Regions from separate parts of the Homo sapiens genome. Here region 1 is linked to region 2. The links are chromatin contacts, found by Hi-C in ENCODE. All regions are on one chromosome and are shown on one strand. Each heading gives the region's core, a stretch centred on a gene start or an enhancer-like site at or near the end of the contact. The rest is flanking DNA. Distances are from core to core; before and after follow the strand shown. Region 1 overlaps GLIS3 (GLIS family zinc finger 3). Region 2 overlaps GLIS3 (GLIS family zinc finger 3).

Region 1 (4,176 bases), core at 1,360-3,859, 52 kb before region 2:
TGCACCATGTCCCTCTGGCTTTCTTCCCTGAGGCTTCTCTGATACCCTGATGTTGGGTATCTGTGAGAACATTTAGCCACTCTGGTACACGTGCCCCTCAAAGTGTGAGCAAATTAATCTTGACCAATGGCGCAACCGTCAACAAATGAAAAATAGGAGTTGGTGGATAAATGTTCCTTTCTGTCCCTGTCCTAGTCACTGAGCCCCGAGATTCCATGGGCATTTATATCTTGTTCATCTTTGTTTACTCAATGAACATGAACTGATGCTGTTTGGAGATACCAGGCACCGAGGATGTCTTGTTTCCTGTCCCAGGACCTAGCTTCATGTCTGCCAAATGATAGGTACCCTATACATATTTGTGGAATAATTGCCCGCTAAGAGAAGAATAAAAAGAACACAGTTAACTCTGCATATAGAGCAAATGTAATGAAGTAAGTAGAAAAAGGTAGAGGACATCACAGAAAAAAGCTCAGTAGTATAAATTGTCATAATACATTTGAGTGTGGTCAGTTGTCTGGTTTGGCCAGAGCTTAGGATGCATTGTGGGGCCACAAATGAGTGCATTAAAGTGCTTTTAACACTGTCCAATGATTTATACTAATAGGTCTTGGTATTTTGGTAAAATCGATATATAGAGGTCTGCTCCCTTCATTAAATTACAGTTTCCCCAAGGGCAGGAACACACATAGAGTATCAAGTACGTAATAGACACTTATCAATATGGAATATAAAAATAACGGCTGAATGATAGATGGGTGAACAGATGGATGATGGGGCAGGTGGATGATGGATGGTTTTTCCTGGCTGTTAAATGGGATGAAAGAGAGGTCCTAAACCAGGCTTAACTCTGAGCGAGTGGCAGGCTACAAACAATCCCCAATTTCCCAGCCTATGTCATTGTAGCTAATGCCAAGTATAGCTAATACAGACCTCTGAGAAGCAGCACACTTTCTGTTGGACCATAGAGTAGAGCACAGAGTGTGCACACCAAGTTTCCTTGTTGCCCATTGGGTTGTAAACAGCAGGGGCAATGCTTCCCTTGTGATGAACACATGCACATACATACAAAAAAACCTCTGGGGAAAAATAAATACTGGGTGCATTCAGCAACTACAACAAAATAAATAGGAGAACTCACATTTCTACACTGAAGCAGGAAAAAAAAAAGTTAGCTGTGTTTTCATAGTATCTCTATGACCTTTATTATTCCATTAGATTTTGGAATAGTATATAAAACACCAAGCTCCATGCTGACAAACACCAGTTTTGAAACTATTGCCACAGTCAATCCAAACAGCCTTCTCCCCTGAGTAAAATTATTATTTGGAATACAAGCAGAATTGTGGTTCCCTGAGCTAGCTGAGCATAAATGAGGTTAGTGATTCATAAGGTGACTCTAGTGAGTTTGCAAATATGCAACTTGTATGGAAGCTGACGCACACAACAGAAGCTCAGCCTTGCCTTTCTGAACTGGTAAGCATTTTCAGGCCTCACCACCTCTTTGGAGGACTGTGGTAGGTACAGGCTTCTGAGGACAAGAGTTAACCTGACAGAATGCTGATTTACCAGAAATAAACCCTTCAAATCAGATCACACCCTTGTCAGTAGCTTTTTGAGCGGGAAGATGGTAATTCTGCCTCTTCACATGTTCCTTGAAATACTTGAACTCTTGTTCCATTGGATTAAGCTTTTGGGGGCTAGGTCATCTGGGGTACTTATTCTATCCTGGAGAGGTTGGGGAAAAGTGGTACTGGTATAAAAATACAACTCCCTGAACTTTTAAACCCTCAAATCTTTTCGATAATGTGGCTTCTCTTTCTTAATCCTGAACCTGATTTATTTTTTTAAAAAATCCATTTATTCTTTGATATTAGTAGAGTAAGTTCAAAAAGAACAGAAATGGGTATGGAGCTCAGCATAACTTTGTACAAAGAAGGAAGTTAAAGAGAATCAGCCTAATGCTGCTGCTATGATTGCAGCATAATGAGATGTCTACGGAGTAGGTCCCAGACACTGAGGGAACCTTTCTGATAGACTGTGAAAGTGACAAGCCCCAGTTTCTTCTGTGACATCGTACCAATTAGCTGATCTAAATGGGCACGTATTCACGTTTGAGGTCACATACCGTTCTCGAAGGCTAGGCTGCCCATACGAATGGGACTGTAACTCACTCTCTGTGTCATAACGGGCAACAGTGGGGGGAGATCCCGAAGCTGTGTTTTCGTAGTTTGAGAGACTCCTTTGATGAAGGCCAAGTATATTCATCACACCATCAGGAAAATTCCCTGGGTTAGTTAGACTCTAAAGTTAAAAGGGTGCAGGATCCTACGTTCATGCTAGGATCAGGGAAGCTCCAGTTCTCATTACATTGATTTAGCAGTGACAGAGAGGGGCCCCAGCTGACCTACCGTGGCTCACTGCAGCAGTGAGAAGAGGAAGAAGGCCTGTGCTGTGCCCTTCTCAGTCAGCTGACCAAATATTCTGTTACCTGACTCTCATCCCCTGTGACTGAAAAGTGCTAATACAGAGACCTTGGCACAGATGCAAACAGTACAAGACTGACTAATTATACAGTGTCCAGACAGGGAACTGGCAGGGCATGGCAGCACTTAGGAGACAGACCGTGAACATCAGCCTGAAGCGAGCCAGACGTGAGCTCCGGAGGAACCTGTTCCACCATGAAAATAAAAGCTGTGTGTACCCAAGAAGGGGAGAACTGTTCCCTGAAAACCACTGAGAGAAAAACAAGCAAGCCCCTCAAATATGCTTGCTGTCAGGCTTCGGTATTTAAAAAACGTGGGCTTCCTTTGGGGCACGGTCTCATGTTTGTTCTCCCTTGATTTCAGCTCCCATTTTCTCCAGCAATTATTCAAGCCGAAGTGGAACAGCTGCTGGGGCCGTACCACCCCCACATCCTGTCAGTCACCCTTCTCCAGGACATAATGTACAGGGGAGCCCTCACAACCCCTCCTCCCAGTTACCTCCACTCACAGCTGTGGACGCAGGAGCTGAGAGGTAAGGCCATCTGTCTCTCTCTCCTAATAGGTGTCGCCGCCAAACCTCCCTTCACAGACAAGTGCCTTGACAGTTGCTGAATTTTATTAATAATCCGTTGGTGGGTTGAGTTACCCAAAGGTGACATTTTAAAAGTACATACACAAAGCACGTGGACCAAATATCTCATTATCTGTTTCATTTTTCCACGGGAAAACAAATGAAATGATACTGGCAATAGCCAGCCAAAGTTTCAGATGCTGGAAACACACCAGAATTTCCCTGTCTTTCTACCTTTCATCGGTCTGTTTCAGAGACCCAATTTTAAGGTAATGTATATGCAGGTCGAAGCACTTCCCGATGTCAGATGGTGCCCTCGCCACATAAATCAGTATTGTTAAGGCACAGGATTTTATGTAGGCTGCTCATTGAATACTTTATATTAATATCTGTCTCACAAAGGACTTCTGGGAGAAATTTTTTAAACAACCATGATCTTCATGATATTTTTACTCCTGAATTCTTTATTGGCCCCAGAGGCCTTTCGAGGCCCTTCATACTTCTGTTTCCCAATCTCGTGTGCTTCTGTGTACCACAAACCAAAATAAGAGTCTGCATCTCTTGCTTCTCCATCTCCTTCCCCTTTTTGTGGAGCAGGCTGTAATGAACTTCTCTTGCCCAAGGGCAAGTGTATGGCTGCATCAGTACAGGTAGCTTTGGAAGGAGGTTGGATGCTTCAGTCCTCTCCGAGCTGTCCAACACACCTCTTGTCACCTCTCTCCACTTGTCATCTGGCTTGAGTTGACCTACCTGGTTACTCCCAGACATCCAGAGGAGAAAGAAGTTCTGGCAATTGTTGAACAAAATAATGGGTTGAATAGGCAGCAGGAATAAAAGTTTTGTAACTTAGAGATTACTGGTGAAATCAGGTTCCATCATTGTTGGCCTGACCTATGAGTTTGGTAATATGTGGTTTTAATTCTGATAAACCATATATATTTTACTGTTTATGACTTTCTTCCTTTATCAATATTATTTTGTTTAATGAATGTCCGTTGAATACCTTCTATGTGTCAGACACTGTGTTGGATGCTGGAGTCCAAAAAGTTATTAAAATATGCTCCTGCCCTTACAGGTTTGAATGGTGAGGACAGGCATTCAAATGAAGTATAATAAGGC
Region 2 (4,560 bases), core at 227-2,726:
CTGCACACCTGCCCACACATATTTTTCCCTACATGCTCTTCACCTGAGCTTTGCCAGCACCCTTGACCCCACATGCCTCTCCCTCTCTGTCTTTGCTCTTTGTTTCCTCCTTCTGGAATGTTCTTTCCCTATTTCTTCATCTGTGAGAATTCCATTCTCTTTCATGACTCAACCTTAACACCAGCTCCTTTTTGAGGCCACCCCCAGCCTTCCCTAGAACACTTTTCTTTTACTTCTTCTCAGCCTGTCTTTTGTGTGGTCATATTTTAGCCAGCTGCCTGCAAGTCAGCCTCTTCCCTCACTAAGGTCGCTGGAAACAGAGACTCACTATAGGGCCCAGGCTGGCATGGTTGCCTCCTTAGCCCCCAGTCCTCACTTGGTGAGCTGCATTACTGTAGTGCATTTCCAGTGGGCGTGGCATGGGGCAGGAGTTACTGACTTAACTGCGTTCTTTCTCTTCCAGTGTATGATTTACCTTCAAGTTCCTCGAGCCTCTTTGGGGAGTCTCTCCGCAGCGGGGCTGAAGATGCTACCTTCTTGCAGATCAGCACCGTGGACCGCTGTCCTAGCCAGCTCTCCTCTGTCTACACCGAAGGCTAAAAGCTCTCTTGGCCACTCCTGCACACCCAGGACCTTGATGTTGCTTGCCACCTTTTGTTTTCGTACTCTCACAGACTGCTTGAGGAAGGATGTCAGCCCAATCAGCGGGCCCTGCAGAGTTACTGATGTTCTTTCAGAAGGCAGGACTGAATGGCAGAGCTAGCTTTGCAGGAATCATTACAGTTGCTCCTTTTTCTCTCTGGTTTTCCTGGACTATGTGACCAGGAGGACTGTCTTTTCAAAGGGAATTTAGAGCCTCACTCTCCTGGATACCTGTTACTTCCTGGCTGTCAACCCTTAAAGGACCCCAGTGAAATGATGTGCATATGAAAATGTAGTTTGGGGATGACTCTACCTGAAAACTCCAAACAGGGAAAAAGACCTCAATTACGAGAGGCATAGTGACCTGCCTCACCTAATCCTCACCCTTGCTGCTCCTGATGCAAAGCCAGGCACAACAAGGGAAATCCATGTCCAAAGCATAGTGTGGTCTCAACTCTTAGAAACTCCCTGGGTTTCCCTTTTCTCTTAGCCACATGCTAACCAGTTGCTTCTCAGTGTTTCTCTTCAATAGAAAAATAAGGTTTTATATGCCAGCAGCCTATCCTTGTTTTTGCATTTTAAAGACTTAGTTATTTATACGTATTTTAAAATGAAAAAAAAATGTAAAGGTCTGTGCTTTGGATGGAAATCATTATTATTGTAATCACCCCAGCTATAGACATTTTGCACAGCTGTGGTTCTGCCTGGCCCCACCTCTAGCATGTTAGTTTTGCAGTTAGCAAAGGTTACCTGAGGGAAATGGAGTGGGCACCTCCCGCACCAACAGTCCTGTAGCTGGAACCTTCCTGAGTTGACTGTTTAGTAACTCCACCTCAAAGACTGTGTTCAAAGAAAAATGTTGTTTGACTGGTTTACCCATTGCCTCCACTCTGGTGCTGCACCCAGAGAAGTGCCAGATGTGAGAACTGGGACAGACTGAGTCATGTGCCAGCTTCCCTTGGAAAACCAAACCTAGTGATACTTGACTTCCAGTGCTCAGATTTTACTAACGTTTTTCAGGATATCCACTCATCTGTCTGTCTCTTCCCTACACTTCTCTCCACCCTCTTTTTGCATCCCTCTTACCCTCTTCCTGACTGTGGTTCATATATCCCCACCAGCCGCCATTGTCTGATCATCTTGGGAAGGTAGAGGTGACAGTTCTCGAAAAGTCTACAGAAAGAGGCAATTCTTTTTCTGAGTTCCAGTTTGAAGGCCTGGAATTTTCACATAGCACTTGGTCGAAAATATCAAGCCTAAATAGGAAGTCATTTTCTGTGACACCTCTACATAGCTATTACAGATCCTAAGTCCTAGGGCATCAGCTATAAAAATTGGCCAGTCCCAAAGACACAGTAAGTTCTAACATTCTGGTACTATCATATTTCAAGTATTTTTTCTCACTTTTTAAAAATGTTTTTCTGAACAAAAGTGAAACAATGCCATTTATCAAACTGAGATCATTACAATCTTCAACAAGACAACTAAAACAGCTTGATGTTAGATGGGATTCTGTGACAGTTTGTATACTGACAGGTCCTTCCAGTCTCCCTCCACAGTCCCACAAGCGGAAGTATTCTACCTGATTCCAGAGTTCATTCCAACATGCAGTAGAATGAGGTGAATGAAGAACCAAGTGTGGGTTTTGTTTTCACAGTGCACTTGGTCAATCTAGTTTCTCTGAGTAGTGGGCTGTATTCTAAGAAAAGCTTTCACGTAGACGTCAAAGTCTGCAAAAGAGATGAGTTAGCCACTTTAAAAAACCTGCTCTGCTTTACAAAAGATGCACACCAGGCTTCCTTTACAAGTGAACTCCAAGGCTGCTTGTAAAGTACCACCCTTCCTGCAGACTTTGTGGGTCGTGTCACTTGGCCTAAACAAGTGGCCTAACATATGCATGCTCACAGCTAGTAGCATCCCTCATGCGTCCTTTGTCATACTCTGGAAAGAAAAAAACTCTGCTATCTTCAGAGAAACCATCTATTCATACTTAAATATGGAAGCCTTTACAAGGAACTCAAAATACATTTCATTTCATTTGTACAATGAGAAAAAAGATGAAAAGGCAAGGTTGTTATTGCAGTTGACATTGTCAGCCCTGCCTTTTGGCTTTATGTAATTTAAAATAGAAAGGGGGAAGGAGGACAAGACAGAAGCTCAACTTTAGAAACCATGGACATCACCTCCCTCTTTGAGAGGAGCTGCTTGTGAACCAGGCTCCAGTCTTCCTGTGGCCTCTCACAGTAACCCTGCCCCTTTCTTACCTCACAGGGGCAAGAGGGACTCTAAAGAGGGCGTAAGCAATAGAGGCACCTGCAGCCCTCCTTCCTCAGCAGGAAATCAATGTGGAGCCCCAGAGGGACATTTTATCTCAGAGAGAGCATGCTGGCCACAGGACCCAGTGCAGCCCTGCTTCCCGCACCGTGGGTCTTTCCTGATAGCTGCAGGCTTGAGATTGCAGCCTCAGGATAGGACACGTTCAGATGCCTTCCAGACTACACACACTATGCTTAGATTCGAGAGTCTTTCCTGACCTTAAAATTTGTCCCTTGCTTACTTTCACACTGCAGAAGATTTATATATATATTCATCATTATTTTTGCAGCAGTACAAGTGGAAACTTCAAAAAAATCATTCCCTTTCATGTCCTGGTCTTTTTAAGTCTTGATATGTAACCATTTTCATAAATGTCCAAACAGAGATTGTCATTCCCCTTAAAAACAGAAACAAAACACAAAACTAGTGCTTGTGAAAACACACAGCGCAAAGACAATTATCCTATTGCATTAAAAAAAAAATCAGTCTGCCTAGAGACATTTCATTGGCTGCATTGTCTTAATTCCCTAACGAAACTGCATCAAAATGTCAGTTGTAATTTAGCCTCTGATCAGCTGTTAAATATTATTTAAATATTTACAGGTCCTGTGGGGTATCTCCCATTACCCATGTCGCCCTCAAATTACATAAGCGATCATAAAATAAGAAGAAAAAAAAAGGTCTTTAGTAGATCACAGCAGAGTTACCACTGATAAGAGTGTTGGCTTTGTTCAGTTGTTTCTAAATTACCAGCCGTCAAGCACAGTAGCCCCTAAAACCAATTTTGAGCAAGGATAAATTCAACTCCCTCATCTGAGAACCTTGACTTTCCAGTTGCCTTGAAGTATTGGGAATAGTAACTGTACATTTTCAATTTAATTATTTGGTATTTTATTTGACTGTCTTGGCCATGTCATTTTATGGAAGCATTTTTAAATAGCACTTTTTGTTAGTGGTGTGGAATTTCTGCGGTTATTATTTTTTTTTTTTTTTGCAACAGATGAAGCAAAAAAAAAAAAGCACTCATTGGAGAAATAGTGAGTGTAAAAAGAGATTTATTTTGTACAGACAGCAAAGTATCCTGTGTAATGTTGCTGACATAAAGCACTTTGGGGGAAAAAAGTGGAAATCTGTTTTCCATAAATCACACAGACTCTTGTACATAGTTATATACACTCACGTAGAGAAATGAACTGCATATATCATACTGGATATGGGGCCGATTTTACTCTAGAGGCACATCTGGTGCTTATTGTCATAAATCTTTTAAAGAATTAGGTACACTTTTTTCTATTAATATGTATAGTTTTGTGATTTGTCACAGTTATGTTTCATATAATCATAAGTTATTTTGTCTTGTTCATGAAGTCCTTTTTTTATGTCAAAAGTAAAATGAAGGGATTGTGCACTTGGTACAGAATAAAACTGGAAATAGAGAAGACGCCCTCCTGCCTAAAATCCTCCTTCAGCCTGTCGGTTTAAAACACAATGGCAACCATCATTGTTTGTTTGTTTGTTTTTTTGTTTTGTTTTACCATCAGCCTCTTACATACTGGGAATGGTAATTATAATTAAAGGCAGATGATGCGGGAGGGAATGTTC

The links. Hi-C counts contacts between places; a loop is a spot of excess contacts on that map. Pooled maps may share reads with other maps.
Region 1: a loop to region 2 is called in a map of heart left ventricle, with 4 times the contacts of the local background. The contact joins two enhancer-like sites. A Hi-C loop is called at or near these places in 3 of 168 maps with a recorded cell type or tissue (dorsolateral prefrontal cortex, heart left ventricle and mammary epithelial cell) and 3 of 50 pooled maps.

Annotation. Positions count from the first base shown.
Region 1 is chr9:3,878,269-3,882,444 of GRCh38, reverse strand. It overlaps GLIS3 (GLIS family zinc finger 3), which reads left to right. Exons shown (of 11, transcript NM_001042413.2): 8 at 2,850-3,018. Among named protein-coding and RNA genes, the nearest start is that of GLIS3-AS1, 18 kb to the left of the region's middle. Within about 2 kb of position 2,609, at least 5 of the 41 ENCODE cell types and tissues checked have a DNase peak (open chromatin) inside an H3K27ac peak, as active enhancers do.
Region 2 is chr9:3,824,312-3,828,871 of GRCh38, reverse strand. GLIS3 (GLIS family zinc finger 3) reads left to right here. Exons shown (of 11, transcript NM_001042413.2): 11 at 464-4,560. The coding sequence ends at 600. Among named protein-coding and RNA genes, the nearest start is that of GLIS3-AS1, 72 kb to the left of the region's middle. Within about 2 kb of position 1,476, at least 3 of the 41 ENCODE cell types and tissues checked have a DNase peak (open chromatin) inside an H3K27ac peak, as active enhancers do.